Linked DNA regions of Homo sapiens: region 2 is linked to region 1. A link is a contact called in ENCODE Hi-C or POLR2A ChIA-PET data. All regions are on one chromosome and are shown on one strand. Each heading gives the region's core, a stretch centred on a gene start or an enhancer-like site at or near the end of the contact. The rest is flanking DNA. Distances are from core to core; before and after follow the strand shown. Region 1 holds the start of E2F8 (E2F transcription factor 8). Region 2 overlaps PTPN5 (protein tyrosine phosphatase non-receptor type 5).

Region 1 (4,309 bases), core at 1,097-3,596:
TCCACCTAGCATAATGGCTGCATGCAGTGGGTGCTAAATAAAATACCACTGAAGAGTCAGAGAGACAAGGAGACAAGAGTGAGGGATAGCATATGGTCAGATTTATCAGGGAAATCTAGAGTGTCCAACAGCAGGATTTCTGACCAGAAAAGTCTGCTCTTTGAACATCCACTCCCTCATTTTACAGATAGAGAAAATGGGGCCCAGAGAAGTAAAATGATTAGGTTGGTGCAAAAGTAATTGTGGCTTTTGCTACTGAAAGTAATGGCAAAAACAGCAATTATGTTTGCATCAACCTAACAGCTACCTAAGACCACAAAGCTAGATCCTGGCAGAAGCAGGATAGCCACTGAGACAAAAGGGTAAATTAACAGCAGTTCATAAATAAGGCTAATGGAGACTATGTTCCTTCCAGTTTTGGACACCAGGGACTTCACACACTACTCCCATCTTTATCTATTTTAAAGAAAATGCTTGGAACAGCAATAAGTAAAATAATAGGCAGACCAAATAACTTTAAGAACATGGACAAATGGGACATGTTGTGACATCTTGGGTTTATCAAGTGCATTTCCGTTTGTATGTTCATGGAATCCTGCATTCTTAGCTCGCAGAAGAGAAGATGCAGGCTGAGAGAGGTCACGTAGGAGTGGAACACAGATATTTTCACTCCAAGTATGGTGCTCTTCTTACATGGAAGTCAGTATGGTGGACCCAACAGGAGCTCCTTGCCAGTGTGTGCATCTGAGATGTACTGATCTGACAATAGGCTTTTTCTTTGCCTCAGATTATCAGAAGCAATAGTAATTCTCTTATTTGACTAACATCTAAAACTATTAGGAAATATGCATGTAAGTTCACTTTTTTAAACCTATTAGTAGTTGGACACCCCCCACAGACAATTCTTTTGTAATTTTACAAAATGTTTGCCCCCTAAACAGAGCATTTTGCAGACCCCATAAATAAGCTGCCAATTTGGTAAAAAATTATCTTAAAAAGAAATTCAGTCTCCAAACATGTCAAATGCCCTTTCTGAATTCCAAGTTGTTCAAGAATCCTCAGAAATGTTGTAATGAAACTAACGAATTTTTGAAGAGGGGTAGGTTTGCCCCTTTACACTCTTTCTAGTTTTTAATGATTTGGTAGCTGTCTCAGACATAAAGAGAGAAAAGGTATTTTTAAGAATAATAAAATTTGTTAGTTTCATTACAACATTTCTGAGGATTCTTGAACAACTGGAATTCAGAAAGGGCATTTGACATGATTGGAGACTGAATTTCTTTTTAAGATAATTTTCATTTTTTAAACTATATTAATTAAATTAGTATATATTTTAAACTATATATTTTTGAAACTATAAGATAAGGTTCATTTTTTCCAGGTCTTTACAGAGGCTAACCAAGGTTGTGGCATTAAGAAAACACATTGGATAGGGAAAAATTATGGAGTTAAATCAGGATGATACTGAATTTAAAATTGCAATGATGAATACTGAAGTTATAAAGTACCTTTTCGTTCTCCATTCTGTAAATTCCTCATACATTTAGAGTTTAAAAATGAAAAATCTGGAGTTCCTCCCCAAATCCCGATGGTTCAAGTAGTCCAATCAATTGTACTAAAAGTTTTAATATCCTTAAAGAAAAAAGGAAATAGAAAAAGTTAGAGAAAAACAAGAACCAAAAGATCTGTTGAAAATTCCTTCACGGACAAGAGGCTACGGAAACAAAGCCTAACGAAAAATGACAAACTAGATTTACATTTTATTCTCGACCAGAGATCGCCCCACTGAGCGGAGAACGCCAACAAATGCCAGTAAATTCCTTCAGCAAACGGATCGGCGGTCCTAAGACTTCAAGCAACCCACGGAATTTCTAGTGACAGCCCTCTCCCATCTGTAGAAAAGGCGAGCCATTCTCCGGACCCCAGCGAATACTTTAGGAAGCACCCACCTGTTCGCAGATCAGGGCTCCGGACTAAGCGCACGAGCCCAGGTCCCAGCTGAGCGCACGCGACCCCAAGTAACTGGGTACAAGTCTGCATCTAGATGCCTGGATTTCTCCCCTTACACACACGTGCACAGGCTCAGCAGTAAAGTCGTGGGAGGTCGCTTGACAGGAAAGTTCCAAATTCAGTCCCAAAGCTCCAAGTATGCAGTTGGGCATTTAAAGAGTCTTATAATTAAGACTTTTTTTTTAAATTTAAAAAAGGGCTTCCTTAAAGATACAAAGCACTATTTACTCCCTGTTCGGGTGGCCAGTTCACACCACGGCGTTAGACTCCACCTTGGAAGGCTGTATTTGCCCAATAAGGCAAGCAGGTACTGTCCCCCGGCCGCCACTCGCTCAGTGCACTTCCCCCAACTTTCGGCCAAAGGCCCCTCCCCCAGGCCCTGTCCGCCCGCCGCAGTCCCGACAGTTCCCGGACAGCATCATCGTGGTTTCCAGGACAACAATTCCCGACCAATCAGAGGGCCGGAAGCGGGCCTGCGATTGGCCGACGGCGCCAGGGGCGGGGCCGGACCTTCCGCCTTCGATTTAAAAATTTGGCGCGGAAAGTCGGACCGTGGCCGGCGCCTCCCCTTAGCTGCGCGGGGCCTGAGCGCGGGCAAACCCGCGCCCGGAACCACGGCAACCCCGCCCCTCCCCCTCGTTCGCCCCCGCCCCTCTGCGCGGGAGCTCAGCTCCTCCCTCACGGCCCCCGGCGAAGCGGGAGGCGGGAAACGGCCGCCGCCGCCGCCGCCGCCACCCTCCCGAGCCCTCTCCCGGTGCCGTGTCGCCCGGGCGCCGCGCCCCTCTGCGTCCCGCTGACCTGTCAGTCCACCTCACGGCGGGAGCCGGCGGGGGCTGAGCCGGGACTCGTCAGCACCGCTGCCCCTCTCAGGCCCGGGAGCCCGCGTACCTGGCAGTCAGTCTTTCCGCAGCGCCGAGGTGGGTGCCGGAGAGAGACGCCGGGACCGGGACTGGCGGGCCGGCTGGCGGGCAGAGGGAGCGTGACCGTCCAGGAGCAGCCAAGCCCCCGATTTGAAATTAACCCGCTCCCGGCGCGAGCCGATACCGCGGGCGGGGAGGGCCGCTCCCCTCCCCCACGCCCGCTCGCCCCGGCCCCGGCCCCCGAGCGCCAATCCGAGCCTCCCGACCGTAGCCGCCGGCGAATCGGTGCAGGCACCGCCCTCCACTCCCGCCTCTACGGCAGAGTTGGGGGAAAAGTTCAGCAACTTTTTTTTCCTTTTTTTTTTTTTTTGCATACACCCCCTCCCCTTGCTCAAAGTTGGGGAATAAAATTTGGCCCGTCCGGGGCTCGCGGGCTGGGCCGCAGGCGCCCTGCGATTCCCCGCTTGGGGCTATCTCACCCCTGCCCAGCCCCAGGCCGGCTCACCTGCCCTCGGACTCCAGCCGGACCTCTCCCCCTTGCACCCCTGGCATGCATGATTGTGCTGCCCACCGTCTGCCCCGTGCCTCGCAGAAACTGGCGCGAGGAGGGAGAAGCTTGGCTACTGGTGCCTAAGCTCCGTGGGCTCTGGGCCTTGGCCCAGCGGTGAGAACTCAGGTGTAGGAGGAAGAGGAGGAAGGCGGAAAACCCTCCAACCCTGTCCTCGCCGTCTTTCCTCAGGGTCTCCCACCCACTCCTCCCTTTCTCTTCCCTGTTGTCTTTCCCTCTTTTTCCGGTCTCCGAGCCTCAGGCAGCTTTAGCCTGGTTCCCTGTAGAGCCCTAGCAGGGTCGGGGAGACACTTCGATCCTTCGTCCTCACTTTGCAGAACGGGACACCGAGGCCCGGGGCGGCGGCGCTGCCTCGGCTGCACCTGGATCATTTGCGCCCGCGTTGGCTCCCTTTGCTCTCCTCTGCCTTAGACTTTTCTGCGGACTGGTGCTGAGTGTTGCCCAACCGCGCCGAGATCTGGGCGCCGGTCTCTCGATCTGGACTCGGTTTGGCTCGTCCTCCTCTGTAATCGCGTGTCTTTAGGCTCCAGCAGGGCCCGGGGCCACACTTCCCCACTCCCACCGCTAACTTGGGGATCAGTGACTCTCCCATTGCTGACTAGCAGGGCGAGGCATTTTTATTTTCTGCGAAACGCGATGAGGGCGGGGATGCTATGATATTGAGGCTGGGGTCGCAGCGCAGCAGCTGCCGGCCATAGGGCCAGGGGTCTCCGTGGCGAGCGAAGGCTCATCTCCCCGCGGAACGCGACCGCAGGCTTGCGGTGTGGCCGCCCTGGAATGTTGGCGCCGTCGTGTCCCTGTCCCCCTTTCGTCGCCAGCTGAGGTGCAGGTCTTGCTCAAGAAGGCGCTTCGACCTGAAAGCAGGCCTTTC
Region 2 (4,312 bases), core at 1,298-3,797, 480 kb before region 1:
GAGTGTGCAAGAGGAAGGCATGCAGGTGTGTGAGCCTGGAGGTGTGCGTCCGCCCCTGCAGGGCTGTGTGAGACAGAGGCAGGCCACGTGCCCGGGTGACTGTGCGTGGGAACATGCATGTGCATCGGGGAGCATGTGGCTATGACAAGTGAGCACAAACACGAGTGTGCGAGAGCACATGTGGGGGGTGTCCCAGGGGCTGTGAGGCAGCATGCCTGGCTCTGGGGCATTGGGGGGAGCTCCCAGGGAGTGTTGGTGATGCTGAGGACGTTTCCACCAAGAAAGCTCTGATGGGACTGTATGACCTGTCCTGTGTTGGCTCAGATCTGGGTGATCGTGGTGGCTCGGAGTGTTGGCCATGTTGCCCCCATCTGAAGGTGGGTGTGGGAACGAATGAGCCACCAGGCATGGCTGGCCCTCACTCTGCCTCGCCTCTGGGTAAGACAGAGAGTGGAAAGAGTACTTGAGGGCTGGATTTTTATACCATCATTATGCAATTGCCTGCAGTGCTCATGGGCTCCTTCTAAAGGCCTAACACTCCAACTCTCTTGGCCTACAAACTCCCATTTCCTTTTATGTCCAAGTTGCAGTACAGGTCAGTGTCCTTGACAAACATTTGTGGAAGTCTACTCTACACCAGGCTCTGGTGTAGAGTAGATTTCCACAAATTCAATGTGAATTTACCCTATTCACAATGTCAAACCATTCCCCAGTTCTTTCCCATCCCCCTCTTCATGGCTTTAATTGTCTTCATAGCACTTACTACTATTAACCATACTATGTGGCATGACTTACTTATTTTATTTGTTGTCTATTTTTCCTTAATAGCAAATGTCTGTACAGCATTTGCTATATGCCAGGCACTGTTCTAAGCTTTCTGTTAATTCACTGAATCCTCTAACAACTCTGCACAGCAGTGAATATTGTTCTTGCTATATTGTGAATGGGGGGTCCAGAAAGATTCAGTAGCTTGTCCATGATCATCTACTGGTAAGTGGTGGGGCCAAGCTGAGGTCCAGAGTCCCTGTTCTTGACTAGCACATAATACTGTCCTGGGAGGGTGGGAACTGTTTTCAGTTTGGATTTCTGTTCAATCTCTAGTGCTTACAACAGTGCCCAGCACATGTAGGTGCTCAATCAGTAGTGACAGAATGAAGAAATGAGTGAATACATGCTGGACATGGAGGATGCAGAAATGAAACAGAGAGGTCCTTGCCTTCAGAGAGCTCATGACCCCATGGAGGAGGCAAATAATTACTGCAATCCCCTATCAGGACAGCATCGTGGGAGTCTAGAGGGTCACACAACTTGCTCGGCCTCTGCAAGCAGGACTTCCCAGAGGAAGGACACAGATAGGGACAGGCACAGGGACGTTGTCTACCTCCTCCAAACTCCTGTCTGGAACAAACGCACCTAAACTCTTTCTGCCTCAGTCCACAGGGTGCCAGAAGATGACAGTGGCTCCATGGGGACAACAGAGGCAGAACAAGGTAGCGGTGACGACACGGGCTACTGAGAGAGACTGCCTGGAGTGAATCCTCCCTCTACCAGCTAAGTGACCTTGGACAGACTGCCTAAGCTCCCTGGGCCTTGGTCCTCTCATCTGTAAGAAGGGGTAGCAAATGACACTGATTTCCTAGGATATTCCATGACCAAAACTCTTCTATTCTACACTGGTTGCTTGCTTTTGGGGAGAAATGGGAGAGAACATTGGGATTTAACCTATTATGCTTATTACTGCAGCCTCTCTGCTGCGGCTTCATCCCATTTTGCAGAAGCAGCTCAGAGCTGAAGTTGTCCATGAACTTTCCTTAGGGAAGGGACTATGTCTGTTTTATTTACCTCTATATATCTAGCACCTAGTACCTGAGACCTAGTAGGTGCTCAATAAGTACTTGAGTGAATGACTGAGTGGTTACATTTATTTATTCCCCCAGGACACTTGTGAGGATAAATATTCATATTGCTATTGTTTCTGCTCACAGATGAGGGACTGGAGCTCCAGCAAGGTTAAGTGACTTGTGCATAAACACACAGCCTGAAGCAGAACAGGCGGACTCAAACGCCAAATCCCATGCTCTTTCTTCCTCCACACCGTGCTACTCTCTGGACTCCTATTCATCCTGTCCTATTTTCTGCAGATTTCTTCTAGTCAGTGGTGCCATCCCTGATTGTAGAGTCATCTCCGAATTCTATGACTCATATCTGAATCACAGAACTGTTTAATAGTTGAAGGGGACTTCTGATGTCATCTGGACCTCCCATCCATTGTGGAAATTTCCTCTCCATTGTCTATCTATCTAGTACTTGAATGCCTCCTGTGACGGAACACGCATTTCTTCCTCTGGAATTATTGAGTTCTATGACTGGACCACTTTTAGAGTCAGAGAGTTCTGCGTCTATGGGCCAAAGGCCTGTTTTTAATTTCAATGCCTTGGGCTTACGTCATCCTAAGATACACAGAATAGATCTGCTGCCCCTTCCGCAAGACAGCCATTCAGATATTCAGGAAGTTCTCACATCTTTTCAGAGAATTCTCTTCTAGACAGACGGTCCCATCTTAGACCGTCTCAACAGGCTGTCCCAAGTGTTTTGAGCAATGGCACCCCCTACTGGTTAAGGTATGAACTGCATCAAAGGGCTTCCTCAGGAGCTGGGGCACTGAGTGTGGTGTGAATAAAATACCACTTATTTTGAAGAGTCATCGCTTTAGACTCATACCTGGTTGTTTCCAATGTCTATCTTAAAGAGTATCACGTGAAGACTCCATTCTAAGGTTCCTTGCCAATCATGAGGTCTCTGAAAAGCTACAGGTTTGGAATTTCAACGTTAGAGTTCAAAAGACTTGTCTTTGTTTTGTTTTGTTTTGTTTTGTTTTTTTGGAGACGGAGTCTTACTCTGTCGCCCAGGCTGGAGTGCAGTGGCGCGATCTCGGCTCACTGCAAGCTCTGCCCTCTGGGTTCACGCCATCCTCCTGCCTCAGCCTCCCAAGTAGCTGGGACTACAGGCGCCCGCCACCACGCCTGGCTAATTTTTTGTATTTTTAGTAGAGACGGAGTTTCACCATGTTAGCCAGGATGGTCTCGATCTCCTGACCTCGTGATCTGCCCGCCTTGGCCTCCCAAAGTGCTGGGATTACAGGCATGAGCCACCGCACCTGGCCCAAAAGACTTGTCTTCTAACAAAATGTTCAGAAGGAGAGATATGAAAATATATGCTATGTTACAGGATTATGGCGATTTTTCTTTTTTTATTTGTATTTATTTTCTAATATTTTGACAGTTAACCTTTTGTTATAAGAAGGAAAAGAACAATAAAAACTTATAAAAAAATGTAAAACTCTCCCCCCACCCCTTCTTTTTCTTCCTTCTGAGGCTGTTTATCATGGCGTGGGTCATGGGGCTACAACTGGGACGAGCTGCCACCCTGTGGGCAAGAGTGCCTTGGTAATATCTCCACGGTGGCTGCAATGGCTTGGCTCCCTGCAACTGTGGTCAACTGGACTCAAGCAGCACAGTTTCACCCTCAAGCCGGGCTTCTCAACAGGGAGGTCAGGTAGTTCTCCACATCCCCCACCCCATCCTTGGCTCATGCTGCCTTCAGGTTTTGCTTCCTACCCTTACCTCTTGAAGTCAGCCCAGCCCTGAATGGTCAGTGGTCATTCCCTAGGAGCCCTGTACTCCTCAGCTCTTCGTCCTTCTTTTCACTTCCTAGCACACCTTCAATTGCCTGCTCTTCCCTCCATGTGAGCCTAGAGCAGCTCCAAGTGATAACAGGTCAGAAGGCATCAGGGATTAGAAAAACAAGTCCCCATTTAAACGAAGAGCTATGGAGCAGCTGCATGGATATTCTTGCGCAAGTTCACAGCTAGCTAGGCTTTACTCCAGCCCCAGCTTCAGCCGGGGCATTGTCTCTCCATTCTGAGGTCTGGGAGGAGCTGGGTGCTGAGAAGACTCACCCGGTAGCCTCTCACTGCAGCACATGTCCAGGGCCCCTCCCTCGGAGTCATCAGCAGCGTGGTTCTCTCTCTCACTCCTGCAGCAGGATGGAAAAGGTAAGAATATGCTGTTGAGCCAGGATCAAGACAAAAACCCTGAGCAAAGATAAGAAGGCTCCCTCTCCTGTATTCTGTATCCCTTTGAATAACCCCACCCCATCAAAGGGACCTGAGGAAAATACCAGCCTGTTGAGGGGTCAAGCTGCAGAGGCAGGAGCAGAATTTTGCAGGTGTCTTCCTTGTGGAATCAGTGGCAGCAGTATCATCACAACCATCATCATCATCATCACCATCATCATCACCTCTACAGTAGGA

What was found. Hi-C counts contacts between places; a loop is a spot of excess contacts on that map. ChIA-PET counts read pairs that join two places held with the same protein, here RNA polymerase II (POLR2A). Pooled maps may share reads with other maps.
Region 2: a map with no recorded cell type shows a loop between it and region 1 (4-fold over the local background). The contact joins the enhancer-like site here to the promoter of E2F8 in region 1. A Hi-C loop is called at or near these places in 7 of 37 single-sample maps with no recorded cell type and 4 of 50 pooled maps. POLR2A ChIA-PET finds 5 or more read pairs at or near these places in 1 of 52 experiments (GM12878).

The regions. Positions count from the first base shown.
Region 1 is chr11:19,238,599-19,242,907 of GRCh38, forward strand. It overlaps E2F8 (E2F transcription factor 8), which reads right to left and starts at 2,347. Exons shown (of 13, transcript NM_024680.4): 1 at 1,950-2,347; 2 at 1,509-1,632. The coding sequence starts at 1,523. The region is part of intron 1 of CSRP3-AS1 (CSRP3 and E2F8 antisense RNA 1); the gene reads left to right. RefSeq lists a silencer at 2,417-3,116 and enhancers at 3,237-3,346, 3,552-4,123, 4,124-4,309.
Region 2 is chr11:18,761,849-18,766,160 of GRCh38, forward strand. It overlaps PTPN5 (protein tyrosine phosphatase non-receptor type 5), which reads right to left. Exons shown (of 15, transcript NM_006906.2): 3 at 3,959-4,035. Among named protein-coding and RNA genes, the nearest start is that of PTPN5, 28 kb to the right of the region's middle. RefSeq lists enhancers at 1-161, 162-662. Within about 2 kb of position 2,548, at least 3 of the 41 ENCODE cell types and tissues checked have a DNase peak (open chromatin) inside an H3K27ac peak, as active enhancers do.